Regions from separate parts of the Mus musculus genome. Here region 2 is linked to region 1. Evidence: chromatin loops called from intact Hi-C (ENCODE). Cell type or tissue: heart. All regions are shown on one strand. Links, peaks and the distances in the headings refer to the core of each region. The heading gives the core; the rest is flanking DNA.

Region 1 (8,296 bases), core at 1,437-6,436:
AATCAGTTTCCAAGCCGGTCGTGGTGGCGCAGGCCTTTAATCCCAGCACTCTGGAGGCAGAGACAGAGGCAGAGGCAGAGGCAGGCAGATTTCTGAGTTCGAGGGCAGCCTAGTCTACAAAGTGAGTTCCAGAACAGCCAGGGCTATACAGAGAAACCCTGTCTCAAAAAACCAAAATCAAAAAAAAAAATCAGTTTCCTTGGCTAAAGAATGGACACAGCGATTGTAATCCATATCAGAAAGGCCTATAAAGTCCTCATCTTAATGTGGTGTATCCAGTAAGGGATTTGGTGCCTAATTTGACACCCAAAACCCACAAGATGGAAAAAGAGAAATGACTCCTATACCTTGTCCTGACTTCTACGTGTGCAAGCACATACAAATAAATAAATCAAATGTAAAAAATTAAAATCTTCATTACAGGACATTCTGGTAAAGTGAAGTTTGTTTCTTTATTTGCATAATAAAATGCAAAGTTTTTGCTTGGTTTCTTTCTAGAATGGGGATCGAACCAAAGGCCTCAGGCACGATAGCTAAGACAACCTCTCTGTGCAACCAAACTGTGCCTGTTACTAACCTTTCTCTCTACCTTCTCTCAACGCTGAAATGACATCTACAAATGGGGACTGAACTCAGGGCTGGCCTCTTTTGCTAAGCCCTGATTGCTAGGCAACTGAGCTACATCATTAGCCCCTCCTTTTGATTTTTGCAAATGCATAAAATGATGCTCAAAAAAATTACAGAATTCCATGGTCCAGCAACTGGTCAAGTAGGTGGGCTTTTTCATAGTATCCTCTTGTTTCCAAACATTTGGAATGGACACAGCAGCTTGGATGCTCTAAGTAACCAGTTTCTCAGTTATGGTTCCCAGTAAACGCCCTCACAAGGTAGATTCACCATGTGACCATAACAATAAAAAACATAGAGCCTCTGATTAGTGTTCAAAGCCGAGCAGTGGTGGCGCACGCCTTTAATCCCAGAACTTGGGAGGCAGAGGCAGGTGGATTCTGAGTTCGAGGCCAGCCTGGTCTACAGAGTTAGTTCCAGGACAGCCAGGGCTACACAGAGAAACCCTGTCTCGAAAAAAAAAAAAGTGGTGTTCAAGGAGATAGCTCAATCAGTACATCGAGGACCTGAATTTAATCCCTGGGAACCCATGTAAAAATGTGAGTGCTACAGTCTGTATCTATGATTCCAACACTGAGGAGGATCCTTGGGGCTTGTCAGTCTAGCCAAATTAGTGAGCTTCAACTTGAATGAGAAAGAAACCCTATCTGAAAAAAATAACATGGATAGATAATTACCAACTAAAGGAAGACATCCCATATCAATTTCTGACATCCACCTCCTTCATACATATACACATGCAACCAGAAACATAAGTGCACAAACACATCTACATATACATGAGAACATTAAAAAACAGGCTTCAGGACCATTTACAATTCCACAGTCCTATATCACACTTCTGGTACCTATACTGTCTACTAAAGCAAACTTAAGTTATAGACATTAATATATAAAACCTGAAGGTGTTTATAATTCTCTGAACTGATCCAATTGTCTTGTTTATTTTTCTATTGCCTTGAAGAAACACCATGACCATAGCAACTTACAGAAGAACCCACTAGTACTTATAGTTTCAGAGGGCTGGTTGGAGTCCATGACTATCCATCGTAACAGGGATTGTGGCAGCAGGTAGGCATGGCACTGGAGCATGAGAGCTTACATCTGATCCGCAAGCACAGGCAGAGAGTGAGCTAACTGGGAATAGTGTGGGCCTTTGAAACCTCAAAAGGATACACATACCTTAAAAGGCCACACTTCTAAACCTTCTCAAAAACATTTCCACCAATTGAGGACCTAGCATTCAAATGGCCTAAGGAGGCCATTCTCATTCAAACCACAATAATCCCGCATCAAAGAAAATTATCATCACCCCAAGGATCCTGGTAGCCCACCCACCATACTAGAAGACAATCAGCTTCCATTCACAGTGTCCCTCAAAGGCCTTGCTTTGGTGTGACTCCCAGGGCCTAGAAAAATAGCAAAACCCAACAGCAAAACCGAGGTAAACTTGAAATGAGTATCTGCCCAATACCATTAAAAGGAGTAAAATATCTTCCTTTTTCTTTTAGTAGTGCTGCCTAAGTGGAATTCTCTGACCCAAGTAAGGACATATCCTGGGGTAAATGAGAGCCTTACACCCCAAATCACCCATGCCTGTCCTACAGGTGTGTGTGTGATTAAAGGCTTGAAAAGCTTTAGGGGGCCATTTTAATAAGTGGATCAAGTGAACTTCGACTTTCATCGTTGTACTAATTACACTGGTGGGTGGTGCCATGAAAATAATCTGCAGCACACTTGGACACGAAATCCCTTTAAAAATAAAAGTGCCATCTACACTCAACACTATTTCATACCTTGATATGTGTCTTTAGAAATGACCAATGGTAAATTTCATAGGCTCACCAAGACCTATTTGCTACCCTAAACCAAGACTGGGGGGGGGGGGGAGTAGGACAAAGCACTCACTCCTCCTCCTGTATTCTTGTGTCCTCTTTTAAGTTAAACCAGGGACTAGCTCAGAGAAAAACACTAGTCAGGTCAAGGCACACACACCAAAGCAGAACAGAAACAAACACTTGCACTAGCAGTATGGCTTAGGTTTTGGTTAGGGGGAGGGGAGCTGTTTTAGGTTTTGCCCCACAACACTTGGTCAGAAAGAAACAAGCCGACCCTAACTGCGGAATTTACAGTGCGGAGGCCTCTGAGAACGCCAGACGCTGGGGGAAAAAAAAAAAGAAAAAGAAAAAAAGAGAGAGAGAGGGAAAAAAAAAAGCCCCAAGCTCCTGATTGCTCACTGGTCACGCACGTGAAGCCCAGGCCCCATCCAGCACCAGCGGGCCTGTAGTCTCCTCCTAAAGTTGTCACAAAACCCGAAGATCACCGACGTTCAAAGGCGCACCCCTCCTACATAAACTCCTGCTCCCAGCACCCTTCTCTACGTAAGGGAAATTCCTAAGACGAGGATGTGGGTGAGTGCAGATCTGGAGAACCCCTCCCCAGCCCCAAAGCAACAGGTTTACACCCTCCCCAGGCCGTACTGGGCGGTCCCTCTCCCTCACCTAGCCAGAGGAGCCGCCCTCCGTCGTTGTCACCCCCCCACACACACCCTGGTCCCCGAGACCAGGCCTGGGAGTAGGTATGGGGAGGGGGCTCCCGGACTTCCCTGACAGTTTGCGCCTCGGAAACTGATCACAAACGGGCCAGCCACTATCCCCCGCGCGCCGCCGCGCGTCCACCGTGTTCCGGGAGCGCCGGCCCGCGCCTCGAGGATGAATGAGGCTCCCCTCCCCCACAAGGGGATCCCGCGCGGCCCCCAAGTCCCAGGGCGACGCGGGTCAGCCCAGCCAACCCCCTCTGGAGCCTCAGACAAAGAGATGCTGGGACGAACTGCAGAGCGTCCCTAAACTTGCCTTTCCCTCTCCCCAAAACAAAGGCGCACCCAGGCCTTTCCCGCCCCCCGCGCGCGCGGCCACTTCGGGGAGCGGCCGCCCCAGAGGTATTGTTCGGCGTGCAGGGAGCGCGCCCAACCTGGGGTTGGGGGGGCACACGGGAACTTGCCCCTCCTGAAGCTTCAGGGCCCGCGATTGGGGTCACCACCGCGCCCCTCGGCCCGAGAAGTTTGAGCCCCTGCCCGGCGTGTACTCACCTCGCCGCGAGCCGTGCAACTTGTGGCCGCGCACTCAGCGTACTGGCGGGTCCACCGTCACCAACCCCGGGCCGCGCGGAGGCCGACGAGGGCCAAGCGCCCCGGAGCAGCCGCGCGCTACCCCTGGCCCGCCACCTAGTCCACGAGAAGAGCTAGCGCTGGAAAGTTTCGGTGGCGAATGGCGGCCGGAGGGCGCTGCAGCGGCGGCGGGGCGGGGGCGCTGGCGGCTTGTCGCTCCCGAGCGTCGAGACTGGGGGGGGCTGGGCTGGGAGCGGCGGCGGCGGGAGAGGGCGGGACGGCGGGAGGGACCGACACGGCCAGTGACCTCCGCTGGGAGCGGACGCGAGCAAGCCTACCCAGGCTGGGAGACGTGCCAAGAGGGTCGACAGCGCGCCGCCCTCCCCAGACACCTGGAAGAGGCTCTCTACAGCCCTGCCCTCCCCCACCGCGTGCCCGCCGGCCCCTCCCCGAGCTCCTTGGGGGGGCAGCGTCCCCACGCGGCAGCCCCTCCCCCCAGTAAGGGCTAGGACGCCAGGCCCGCCCTTCCCCGGACCAAGTCCAGACCCAGCCCCCCGGGGGCAGGGAAAAGACTTACATCTCGGCACAGTTCTTCACCCTAAAGCCTCCCCACCCCCACCTCTCCCCGCCCCAAGCCCAAGGTGGAGGAGGGAAGCCTGAGCATTGCCCTCTGGGCCCCAACCAGGCCCCTACCAGGCTCAGAGAGGAATGAGGGGGGAACAGGGCCCCTACACGGATACTCAATCCCACACCCCTCACGCCAAGGTGGCTCGGGAGGAGGGGGGATGGGAACAAGGGCCACCCTGAAGATTTAAAGAGGGAATGGTAACCCAAGCCACTGAAAGTGTTACCCTCCCCCACCTCAAAAGATGAAGCCGCCCAGCTAGCCTAGAAGGTTCTCGTGTAACACCATCTCCAAGCGCATCTTCTTCAAAATTAACGACATAAAGCATCCCCCTCCCCAGTTGCCTTTACGCCCACCGCAAAAATTGAGGACTCGGGCGCAGCCATGACCTTTGCAAAACACCTCTCGGCCAATAGTCAGAAATGCATAGGGGAGACGCTTTAACACAAGACTAAGGCACAAATAAGCTGGGACTATGGAGGACTATGTTAGGGTACTGGGGCCCTCAAATCTGTAAATCCCCACCCCCAGGCCTGAAACCGCAGGCGCTGGCAAAGTGTTTTCTGTTGCCAAGGCTGGTAAGGCCCAGCCCTGGCGCTTCCTCTCTTCCACATCGGTGACGATTTCCCCCCATACTCCCGCCTTTAATTCAATTAAATAAATATTCGGCCCTCCTCCTCAGCACCTTTGGTGTCTGCCTTGCTGAGTATTTTTAAAATCAATTTGCCCCTCCCTTAGGCTTCTAATGAGCTCGGTGCTAAGCGCCCAGTAACACTCCGCAATTTAAACCCTAACCTCACTTGCTCCTTCCTTGAACACTAGGCATTTGTTGCTCTGGTAGTTGGGGGTGGAGGGGAGAACCTGGGGCGAGTTTTTAAGGGGCCGGTTCTCCATCAAAAAGGCGGACCTCAAATTTACCTTGCAAAATATTTCTACGAAACGTCAAATATGTCAAACGACTGTTGGTACACAGTTATTAGAGCGCATCAATAAAAAATCCACACTTACACAGTCTCCATAATTGTGAATCAGCAGTACACAGGCTTATTAGCTATCAGCTGCCATTCAAGCACCCCCACCCCCAAAGGACTTGGTAGGGCTCCCTTGAGCCTGCCCTTCTTAGCTCTTGGGCTCCTGAGCTTGTGCAGACTGATGCTGAGGTATTATGAAGGGTGCAATCGAAAACCTGAGCCTGCTCGTGATGCAACCCTGGCCCAGTTTACACGTGCTTCCCTTCCCCCACTGCATGCTGGTGGTAGCGCTGCGTTTTTTCCGCCTGTAGGGTCACATTGTGGTTGATTGATTCTCCTTTCGCCTTGCTCAGTCATTCAGATTTGGAAAGTAAATAACAAGTTGACATCATTACAGCTTCAGGCTTTACCCGGTCGCCAGCTCTTTGCTACCGCAGACCCTCGAGTAGCTGCGCAGCAAACCCTAACCACCTAGCTTGCTCAGCTCGGCTTGCCCAAATTAGTGCTTGAAAATTCCAAACTGAAGTTGGTTAAAAGCATTCCTGCATGCATCTGTTACTTGATAAGTGATGATCATCTTTAAAGTATGGGAAATTAGTGGGTAAAAAAAAAATCTCTTCTGCCATTAAGGGAGCATAGTGACCAGGTTTTATTATAGGCTTCCCCTGACTAATAGAGTGGGAGTTTAAATTTTCGACCTTGCCAGCGTGATATATTATAGCAATAATCCCAATTCTTGCTTTTGGACAGTCAAGGACTAGGGATTTGGAGAGATAGCTCATCTTCGTTAAGATCACTTGCTACATAGAATTCAGTTTCAATTTCTAGCACCTACAAGCCAGATCATCTCCACTTGTAACTCTGATTCCAAGAGATACTATGCCCTCTTCTGTCCTCCTAGGGCTCCTGCATACATGTGGGACACATAAATTCTCAAAGGTACACATACAATAAATAAATAACCCTTGTTTTGCTTTGTTTTGGAAAAAAAGAAAGTTGGTAGAGGGTATGGGGAAAGTCCCAAAATTTGGAAGGCTGAGGCAGAATGAGACTAGACTACTTAGCAAGACCCTATCCAAAAAATTAAGTCAAGGGCTTGTAGTAAACAGCCATAGGAACCACCAAAACATTGTAAGACCTAAAGACATAAGAACAGTCCCCCCTGACATTTTTTTCCTGAAATGCTACTACATGAATGGAAAATTAGAGTATTCTATTCATCTGCTTTGGCTGTTTGCTATAGGTGCTGGTGTGGAAGAAAGCATGGAAACAAAGGGGAGGAAAGAGAAATAAGGTCCACTGTGTGTATATGTGTGTGTGTGTCTGTCTGTTTCTCTCTGTCTGTGTGTGTGTGTGTGTGTGTGTGTGTGTGTGTGTGTGTTTTCAGTCTTGGTGAGCACTTTTTGCAAAAAGAAATCAACTTCCTGAATTGCTTTCACTTTGTCCGTGTGTTTCTTTGTGCAGCACTGACACTATTTTCTCAACAGTGATGGTTTGAGAATACCAAAAGCATGAAAGGAAAAAGTGAGTTGGATTTCATTAAAATTATGGAAGTCTGTAAAACATACTGCTTACAATGAAAGAGAAGCTGGAAACAGAGAAAACAGGTGTAAAAACCAGGCCTGATAAAGAATTTTTATTATAGATAGATAGATAGATAGATATAGATACAGATCTTTTTTAAAGGTTTGTTTAGTTTTTAAAGTATGTATCCATGTGTCTCTGCACATGAATGTGAAGCCAGAGGAGGCCAGGAGGGTGTTGGATCCCTGGAGCTGGAGTTATAAGCAGTTGTGAACTGTCCATGTGGGTGTTAGAATAAAACCTCTGCAAGAACAGTACTTGATCTTAAGAGCTGCACCATCTTCTCAGCCCCCAAAGAAGCCTTAAGCTTGCTTTGGTAAAAAATAATTACATTAGCAATAGATAGGAAACAAAAACGGGGCTGGGGGATGACCCATCCAGTAAAGGCTTGAACAGCAAAGAACTGATTCCTGAAACCTCTCATCTGTTGTTCACACTCATGCACATACAAATATATGCAAATAAAAAATTTAATGGAGCTCTCTGGCCTAGTGTGGTGGCACACACCTTTAGTTGCAACACTTCAGAGGCAGAGGCAAACAGATTACTGTTTGTGGTTAACCTGTCTACATAATGAGTTCCAGGCCAGCCTGTAATACACAATGAGACCCAATCTAAAAAAATAAGTAAGTGGATAAATAAATAATGCTCTTTACCATTATATCTTGTGACATAACATAACTATTATACAACAGAAAAGAAATAGAAAGAAATACCAAAAATACCTTTTCTGCTGGGCTCCATGCAGGCTAAACAAGTGCTCTACCAGTGAGTGATAAACCCTAACCCCAAATATATTGCAATATTTATGTATGAGTGTATTTGCATGTTTGTGTGTGAGTGCACATGTGTGTGTGTGTTATATGTAAATGAAACACGGGAACAAAATCATAATAGAAAGGGAGTAGCAGGTATCCTTGAAAACCAAGTACTCTCTGTTTGGTGATGGCATGAGATTCTGGGTGAACAGAAAGGGCCAGAGCCTGAGGCACAGCCATGCAAACAAAGAAAGTCAACGTCATAGTACAAACTGCTGAGCAAAGGAATAGCTGAGGTACTAAGAAGTTAGTGGCACACACCTGCACATGGGCCATGAAGGCAGGATAATCAAGTGTGCAGTGTGCACACACCTGCACCGTGGGGTTCATGTGTGAAAGTTGAGAACACGTTCACAATTTCCACCCTGTAGAGACGAAGGGTCTAATTCAGGTTACCAAGCTTAAAGGCAAGTGCTTTTTACCATTTTGCCAGAGTTATTTTGTATACTTTTATTTCAAGACACAATCTCACTAAATTGCTCAGACAGGCTCTGAACTTGTAATGCATCTGCCTCAGACTTCCACATAGTCTGAGATTACAGAACTCTGTCACTAGGCCTGGTGA
Region 2 (8,296 bases), core at 1,171-6,170, 130 kb before region 1:
AATGTGTGTGCATTGCAGTGGGGAGGGGGTGGCGTGTGTGCTAGGGACAGATTCAGGGCCTTATTAGGCCAAGTGCTCTACTACTTTAGCTATACCCCTTTGAGATGATTTAAATACAGTATCACATACTTATTATGGGTTGACCAATTACCATCATATTGTATTATAACTAGACAGATAGATGTATGTGTATATACACATGAACATATAAATATGTGTGTATATGAAAGTTGACACAATCGAGAGTGGCCTGAGAAGAGACTCAATGAAGAACCATCTAGATCAAGCTGGCCTATGGCCATGTCTGAGAAGGAGTATCTTTTTTTTCCAACATATTTTTATTGACTATTTGGAGATTTTGAATCATATACCACTATCACATTCATTTTCTAGTCTTTCCCTGTCCACCCCCCATCCCTGTTACACCCCCAGCCAAAAAAAAATGGAATTTGTATTATCTCTAGATTCAGTAGAGCGTGGTCAAAGCCTCAGTGGCCTGGTCACTAAATGGAGACAAGTGAGTCCTTACCTTCTGGCATCCCTGCCAGAAGTTATCTATTGTGGAGGGCAACACCTCAGCATCCTATCATAGTTTTAAGAGTTCTCCTCATGGCTTCCTGTCTAGGCTATCACTATTGGGGGGGGTTATCTTCTATGCCCTCTTTCTCAACTGCCTCTAGTCATCAATATCTGTCAAAGTGGCTTATTTGTTTAAAAAGACCATGAGGACATAGATTATGGGCTTTGACATGGTTTGTAATATCAACACACCACAAACAGGGTTCCTGGGTTGCAGTAGAGCCATGGACCACAGCCCTGCGATGTAGCTGGGATCACTGACATCAACTCGGCATCCTGCCACAGCATAAACCACAGACCTCAAATTTCTTGATAGTGTTAATTGATAAGAGAAAGCCCAGCCCACTTGATTGGCACGCTGGTGGAGCGGGGTCCTGAGTGGATGAATATAAAAAAAGCAAGCTGAACACATGCACACATTCACATTCTCTTTGGCTCTTTCCTTTGAACTATCTGCTTCAAGTTCTTGTCTTGATTTCTCCTCAATGATGGGCTATATCATGAAATTCTAAGCAAAACAAACCCTTTCTCTCTTAAGCTGGTTGTGTATGTGTGTGTATGTACACACACACACACACACACACACACACACACACACACGCGCGTGTGTGTTTCTATCTTCCAGGCAAAATGTTTTCCCAAAAAGAGAAAAGCTGGCATATATTTTAGGGTCAGGATATGAACCATACCAGGGAAGCCAGATTCAAGGTCAACATAGAGTACAATCAGCTGATTTTGTATTTAGTCAGTGAAACCACAGTGCATTATAATTCAGAATGTGCATGGTAATGGAACCTACACACATGGAACCCTGAACCGACGTGGGCAGATGTGGCTGGATCAGTACTTTACCATACAGAAGACACCTGAGCAGACTGGTAGTGATGTCAAGTCTTCCTTGGAAGAATGACAAGTGTGGTCCTGGGGAAATATGCATCACAGTGTCATCTCTTGGAGAAGTTTAAAGGGGTCTTCACCATAAACTTAAAGGTCACTCTATATACAGGATATGAGAAGCCCCAAGGGTGGTGAACAGGTGTGGGGTCAAGTAGCTACACATGTCACCTTGACATTACTTCTGTGTCAGGGCTCCAAGTAAAGAAAGAGATGCAGGAAACATGGGGGGACAGAGATCTCATGGAAATGACTATGCTACACCAACCAGTTAAGACTGATGAATGAGTGAGAAGAAAATACATTGCATACATGTATAAATCTTTCAAGAAACTAATAAAATACATATATAAAAATGCTTATCTTCCTTTGTTGATACTAATGTATTTGTGCAAACATTGCCACAAAACTATGACCTGCGATTTCTACTTGGTACCTTAGAGGGAAGAAATAGACTCAGTAAATAGCTATAAATTCACATTGAAAGCTAACAAAAATATAACTTAAAGAAGTTAGAAAATGCAAACATATGTGTAGAAAAAAAAAAAAACGGTACCTGAGCATACCAGCAGACTTGGTAAGGCTGAGTAATGTCATAATGATGAAAGTCCTAGCTGCAGTGACAGGCTTACAGTCTCAGGGTTTCTCTACATCCCACACAGCTACAAACATCTGATTTTTCTATCAACAACTTGTTATGGGATGGCAGAAGTCATATTGCATTATTATAGTGACAGAAAGAAAATAATTTGAAAAATGGCCAATCAAAGGAAACAGCAATGCAGAGAGCCACACTGGCCATCTCTAGCCACATACAAGTGGAAATCCAGCTCTCATTTAACACATGACCAATTAGTAGGAGAGCACCCACTTCAGCTTGAAGCTGAGAGTCTCCAAGAAATGTTTGGCAACCCTCCTGGTTACAAATAAAAGGGAGCATTTGTTATGCTCATAGAAATGCTCAGCCCCAAACAGAATAGGGAAGATGTTTCATCTGAGTTTATTTTCTTGCCTGAACTAGTTTTTAATGGAGACACCTTCAAGTAGTTGATGGGAAGTCTTTGAAGTTGGGACTGTACAGGAATGGAAATAATGAAAGTAACTTAATTCTATCTGGAGTTGAAGCCACAACTAAATCAATTCCCCCCTCCCTCCTTCCCTGCTTTTGAAAAAAAAAAAAGTTGATGACATCTCTGAACCTCTTGCACTAGAAATAAGTGTCAACAGAAATAATAATTGGGTTATAGATCTCAAGAAATTAAGAGAACATTATGTCTGCTGTTTTTGTTTTCTTTTTAAGACTTTAAGGTTGCAGAAATTCCCTTTCCTTCACAAAACAGGTCAAGATTCAGTATCCACAGATGGTTAAGTGACTTATTTATTACCGGTTTTCATGTGTGCTTACAGTATCCAATAGCTATTATTCCTGGGGAAACAAGAGGGTTGCTCAAAATCAACAAGATCTAAATTGCTATGCAGTATCTTTAAAAATGGAAACCTGAGGCTTCCCTAGTTCAGAGAGATGGTGCTGCTTTAAGGATACAGAGAACGAATTCATTACTTGCCACAAGAGGGCAGTTTTGTTCTGCAGTGAAGACGATGGTACAAGGTACTCATATTTTAGTGTGGGTAATACATCTGACACGTCATTATATGGCAAAAATTCTCCTTTCACAGCTTGTCCCATGATTCAGAGAACTTTTATGGCCATGACAAGATGCCTGTGTTTCTCAGAGAGGTAAGAAAGTATCTTGTTCCTGCTATTAGCATGCTGTTTTTTATGCTGGAAGAGTCTGAGGTAAAAGAAATTATCTGCTGAGACTCAGGACTCTGTCCTATTTCCATGAGAACCCAAAACAGCCAACCACAGAGGATGAAAAATGGTCTCAATGTACCCCCCTTCCATGAAGAGCAGGAAAGACAAACGTTACATGCATATATGAATACTAAATAAGTTTTCATAAGGTGTCCGTTTCTCTGCTGAATTAGTCTTAGCAGCTCATAAATCCCTGGCTTTTTTTCCATAATAAGGTCTCTAAGTTACATTTATTTTCATTTCATAATTGGTAGCTACCTTAAGACAAAATTCTTTTCATTAATAAGTAGTCAGCCTTGGAAATTTCCTCATGACAACAGACTGATACAGTGACACTTGAGGTCCTCTCTCTGTAAATGTCTTTCCTGTTCTACTATAGATACTCCTTTGTTTGTACATTGGATTAACAATGGGAGAAGGGAAGGAAATACACAAAAAGATGGTCAGTGTGCATTTTATAGTTTGATCCCAATTGTGAAAATATGCAAATAAGTAAAGGCTGGGAAGAAATATAACACAGTGGAATAATATGCAGCCATTAAAACAATACTTAGGAGAAAAATGCCTATGACAGCGTTAGGCAGAAAAACCAGGTGAGGGTTGGGGAGATGGCTCAGTGGGGAAAGTGCCTACTATGTGAACATGAGGACTTCGGGTCAGATTCCCAGTACCTATTTAAAGGATTGGCATGTGGTGTGTAACCTCAGGGCTGTGGCTCAGAGATAGGCAGAGATGGGATTTGATGGTTAGTAGGCCTTTCAAAGGATCAAACTTCAGGTTCAGTGAGACTCAAAGAATAAATGTGGAGAAGCAGTGGAGCACATGACATGGACCTCTGGCTTCCACATGTGCCTGCTTATATGAGCAAACACACCCCTAAACACACATGCATCCTTCACCTCTCATGCACAAATCAGTCAGCAGAAATAGGTGATGTGCGCATGGTACTACATCTTGTTTTGTGTTTTTACACCCTCCTGATCATTCATAACTAGGTCTATATGGACAGTTATGTTGCATTTATATATCTGTGTGTGTTTTTGAACTTTTCACTTTGTATTTTTGTATTGTAAAAATGAACTGGATTACATTTATTAAAATATAATTAAAATCTGGCAAAGACTTAAATACAGGGTTGAGAAAAGAGAGTTTTCTGTTAGAAAAAGAACTCTGGTTTTCAAATGAGATTATTTTCAGCAAAAGGCATGCCAAAGAGGGATGTATTGTGCCTGGCTGCCTTACTGGATTGATTAAAATGTGCCCTCCTAAGGTTTTCCGCTAGACCCCGTGTGCACAGCCATGACAGAAGGTAATGTTACACAAAAGGAATGCAGAAGGCAGACCCAGAAGTAAATATTCTTGGACATGTTTATGTGGTTAAGAGCAGACATCTGCTGTGGAAGTCCACTTCACAGTAGTGAAGGATATGCACAAGCCAAGCAGTAAGACTTTCTTAAAATTTCTCCCCCGAGACTGGTAAATCAGGTGGCTTGGACAATACCAACACACAGGACCAAGCCTATCTAGGAACCAGGCTCAGCTCTAATTGTTGAGGCTTGGCGCCTCCTTTACCTCAGCTTCACTGCCTAAAGTGACACACATTTCAAAATATATCATATCTGGGGACCAAGTATTCAAGTACATGAACCTGTTGGGAGCATTCACATCCTAACCCTGGAAAGCCTCTTTTCTATACCTGTATACACAGGCACTAAGTTTTGTTGATTAAGTGTTTAGCAGTTTAAATTCCACAGTCAAAAGACTGATAACATTTTTGTGGTTTTATTTTATTGCTTGTTTGTTTTTTGAGACAGGGTCTTGTTTATATACACCAGGCTGGCCTTAAACCAATTTCCTATCTCAGCTTCCTGAGTCCTGGGTGAAAGGAGTACATCACTATAGCTAGTTCGAGACTGATAACACTTTGTGTGGTGTTTGTGTAGAGTATGTGTGTAGGCACGTATGTGTGTGCACGTTTGGAAGCCAGAGGTAAGAAATAGATGCTGGTCTCTTGTTCTCTGCCTTAATTTTTGGCGCAGGTTATCTCAGTGAACCTGAAAGTTTCCATTTGGGGTAGACTGGGTGGTCAGTGAGGTTCTAGGATCTACTAGTTTCTCCCCTGCCTCAGCACAAGGTTTACAAGTGAGTACATAACACTATCACATGACCAGAAGACAGAGGAGGGAAGAAGAGAAGCCATTTAGTGAGCTCAGTAGGCCATGCCTCTTAAATATCCACTGCCCAACTGCTTCTAGCACCTGAATCCTTGGGGGCAACACACTAAAATCGTTGTATTGAGTATTCACTGCACCCAATTTTTACTTGGGTATCAGGAATCCACTCAGGTCGCTTATGGTCACACGAGAGGCACTTTTCCATCTGAGCTATCTTCCTGGCCCCAAGACTGATTAATACCTGAAATGTAAAATAAAATAAAAAGGCAATAGCAGCAGTGAGCAGGGTCCCTCAATCTCAGTCCTGATACTAGGTATCATATCAAGGTCCTATCTTGTGGAGCCTGTCTCTGAGAGTCGAGATTTTATCTCCAATTCAAAACAGCTACAACAGATGAGAGAGAAACCACTGTGTTTCACCAGCTTGAGATTAGCAACCCAGCACCTATCACCAGAGTTTATATACATAAACTGATTGGCATTCAGCAAGTTCAAATGGCTTCAACATAGGTTCCCTGACCCACAAGACATAAACCATTAGAAGATGCTTGCTCATCACTATGGACTGAATACAACAGTTTGAGTGTGTCCCCCAAGAAGTGACATGTTGACATGAGTGTGGTAGTAGAAATTTAAAAGGCAAGGTCTCCTGAGGTCACAGACTGGCCCCTACCCCTTCTCTGTGTCCTAGTGTTGTGATGTAATCCCTCTTAGCAGTGCGATGTGATGACAATGAAGAGAGTGAAGCTACAGGGCCCTCATATGAGCCAGACCTACCTATATATGATGTTTGGACTTTCAGGCTCAAAAACTGAGTTAAACAAACTTCTATATTTGAGTAAGTAGCCAGCCTCACACAATTCCTTTAGTAACAAAAAAACCCAGCCTAATTCAATGACACCTCCACCCCAAATCTCTCTGGTCTTTCCTAGTCTAAGGCAGGTTTTTTCATTTCTACAACAGAAAGCAATTGATTTTTACTAGAACAAGACCCACAATATTTCAGTCATTTTTAAATTTACTTTTCTGTAAATCTAAAAAACTGCCTGCTCTGGAAAATGATACCCTGAATACTGGCATGCAAGAGTTTGCATGGACATGGTTTTATTCTTTGGTGTATTTATTTTGAAGTAGAGACTTTTGGCCATATAATAGTTCTAGATCTGGACTAGTGAAGAACTATTAATCCGTTTTAAAGCAGCTACTATATCCATCAATATTTTGGGAGCTTTAATTTTTATTATTTTATGCGTGGGGGTGTTTTGTCTACATGTATGTCTGTGTGCTACATGCATGCCTGGTGTCCACTAGAAGAGACCATCAGATACCCTGAAACTGGAGTTACAGATGCTTGTGAGCTGCCAAGCTCGGGGATGGGAATCAAACCTGAGTCCTTCGGAAGAGCTTTATGTTCTGGAAGTGATATAATAAACATTGTGATATTTTTTAAAAAGTGGGTCAGAGTTACTAAAAGCCATTAAAATGTAGCTGAACATTTAAATATGTGCAAATAAAACAAAGCCCTCAAATCAAAAGGAACAATTATTTACTTCCTTGCTTGTTTATTTACTATTCTGTTACAGTGCTCAGGATGAAACCTGGGGCTACATCCACGATAAGCAGATGCCTTACAGCTGTGCTGTACCCCTAACCACTTCCTAGCATACTTTGGATGTGTATTTCAAGTGATCAGTTGGCACACACACCACTCTCTGCAGTCTGGTAAATCCTGGCCTGTGACTAGATTTATGCAGGGGAATCTGCATGAACTTTCTACAAAATTTCAAAGTTAGTCAGCAAGTCAGTCTGCAGACAGACATAATTCATATTCACAAACTAATGAAGCAGTGAATTCACATGTGGGATACAAATAAAGATACACTCCTGGGTCCCATTCTAGTAAAAGTGGCAGTTTACTTGTAGCTCATGATATTGACAAGAAAGATTTTTGAGTGTTGTCTCCTCACAGTAACACTTGGAGAAGTTTATTTTAGCTCAGCCAAAATCCAAAACTCTTAGAGGGTCATCTAAGGTGAAAAGTAAGTATGAAAGCCCCAGTAGGCTGCTGATGTTCCAGCCTTCCCTCTCTCCTTCAATTTCAGCTGAAGTACCTGCAATTTCTTTATTAAATGTAATTTGGAAACAAGTGCAGAGCTTTGCAGAATGCAGGCCTACTTCTCAAATGGATTTTCAGGCACAAGGTAGAGTGGCCCCATGGAAGGAGGTTCCTTACCGTCACAGTGAGTGCATGTGTAGACCTCTGGAACAGTGGGCTACCCAGTATCCGATCACAGAACTTGAGAGGTGCTCACAAAGTCCAGGACCACCCTACATAGAAACAGAAAGATTTGCAAACAAATGTCATAAAAATCCATGAAGGCAGCATATCCACATCTCAACCCTCCTGTTCCTTTAGACATTCTTCTCATCCTAAGTCAAATTTTTTCATTTTATTTGCTCATCGTTTTTGTCTTCACCTTTTAGATGAAGATACAGGTTCTAGATGCAAAGAATAAAAATGGAATAGGGATTAAAATAGCTGGCTAGGCATTATTATGCATGTAGCAATTCTGAAATGACAAAAATCAATACTTGCACAGATTTTGCTGCTGCTATTACTTAATAATAATGTCCTAGAAGGCACCTTAGTTTTTAGGACAGTGCTTTATGCAACTGACAATGTGTACACACCCTCAGGTAAAGACAGCACAATGAAGTTCAGAGATACCTCAGACACCCGTGCATAACATTTACAGTACATCTACCATGCTTGTTAATCGGCACACCTGCACATATATCATGCTTGCAAATTATATCTTATCTTTGACTCCTT

What was found. Hi-C counts contacts between places; a loop is a spot of excess contacts. Peaks named below come from ENCODE experiments on the same cell type or tissue, not always from the same donor. Only the 100,000 strongest peaks of a DNase experiment are listed, where the experiment ranks them.
Region 2: a loop joins it to region 1, with 6 times the contacts of the local background. A loop is called at or near these places in 25 of 42 quality-filtered maps.

The regions. Positions count from the first base shown.
Region 1 is chrX:77,506,689-77,514,984 of GRCm38, reverse strand. It overlaps Tbl1x (transducin (beta)-like 1 X-linked), which reads right to left and starts at 3,758. Exons shown (of 16, transcript NM_020601.2): 1 at 3,716-3,758. In heart, for the core only: CTCF peaks have their summits at 3,864 and 4,064; DNase peaks (open chromatin) are centred at 3,214, 4,154, 4,894 and 5,634; H3K4me3 peaks cover 4,220 bases; H3K27ac peaks cover 3,300 bases.
Region 2 is chrX:77,633,041-77,641,336 of GRCm38, reverse strand. It overlaps Tbl1x (transducin (beta)-like 1 X-linked), which reads right to left. Exons shown (of 16, transcript NM_020601.2): 2 at 7,697-7,791. It overlaps Gm52447 (a long non-coding RNA gene), which reads left to right. Exons shown (of 3, transcript XR_003953113.1): 2 at 3,151-3,211. Among named protein-coding and RNA genes, the nearest start is that of Gm52447, 5.2 kb to the left of the region's middle. In heart, for the core only: a CTCF peak has its summit at 3,045 (motif pointing right); no DNase peak of the experiment used is centred there.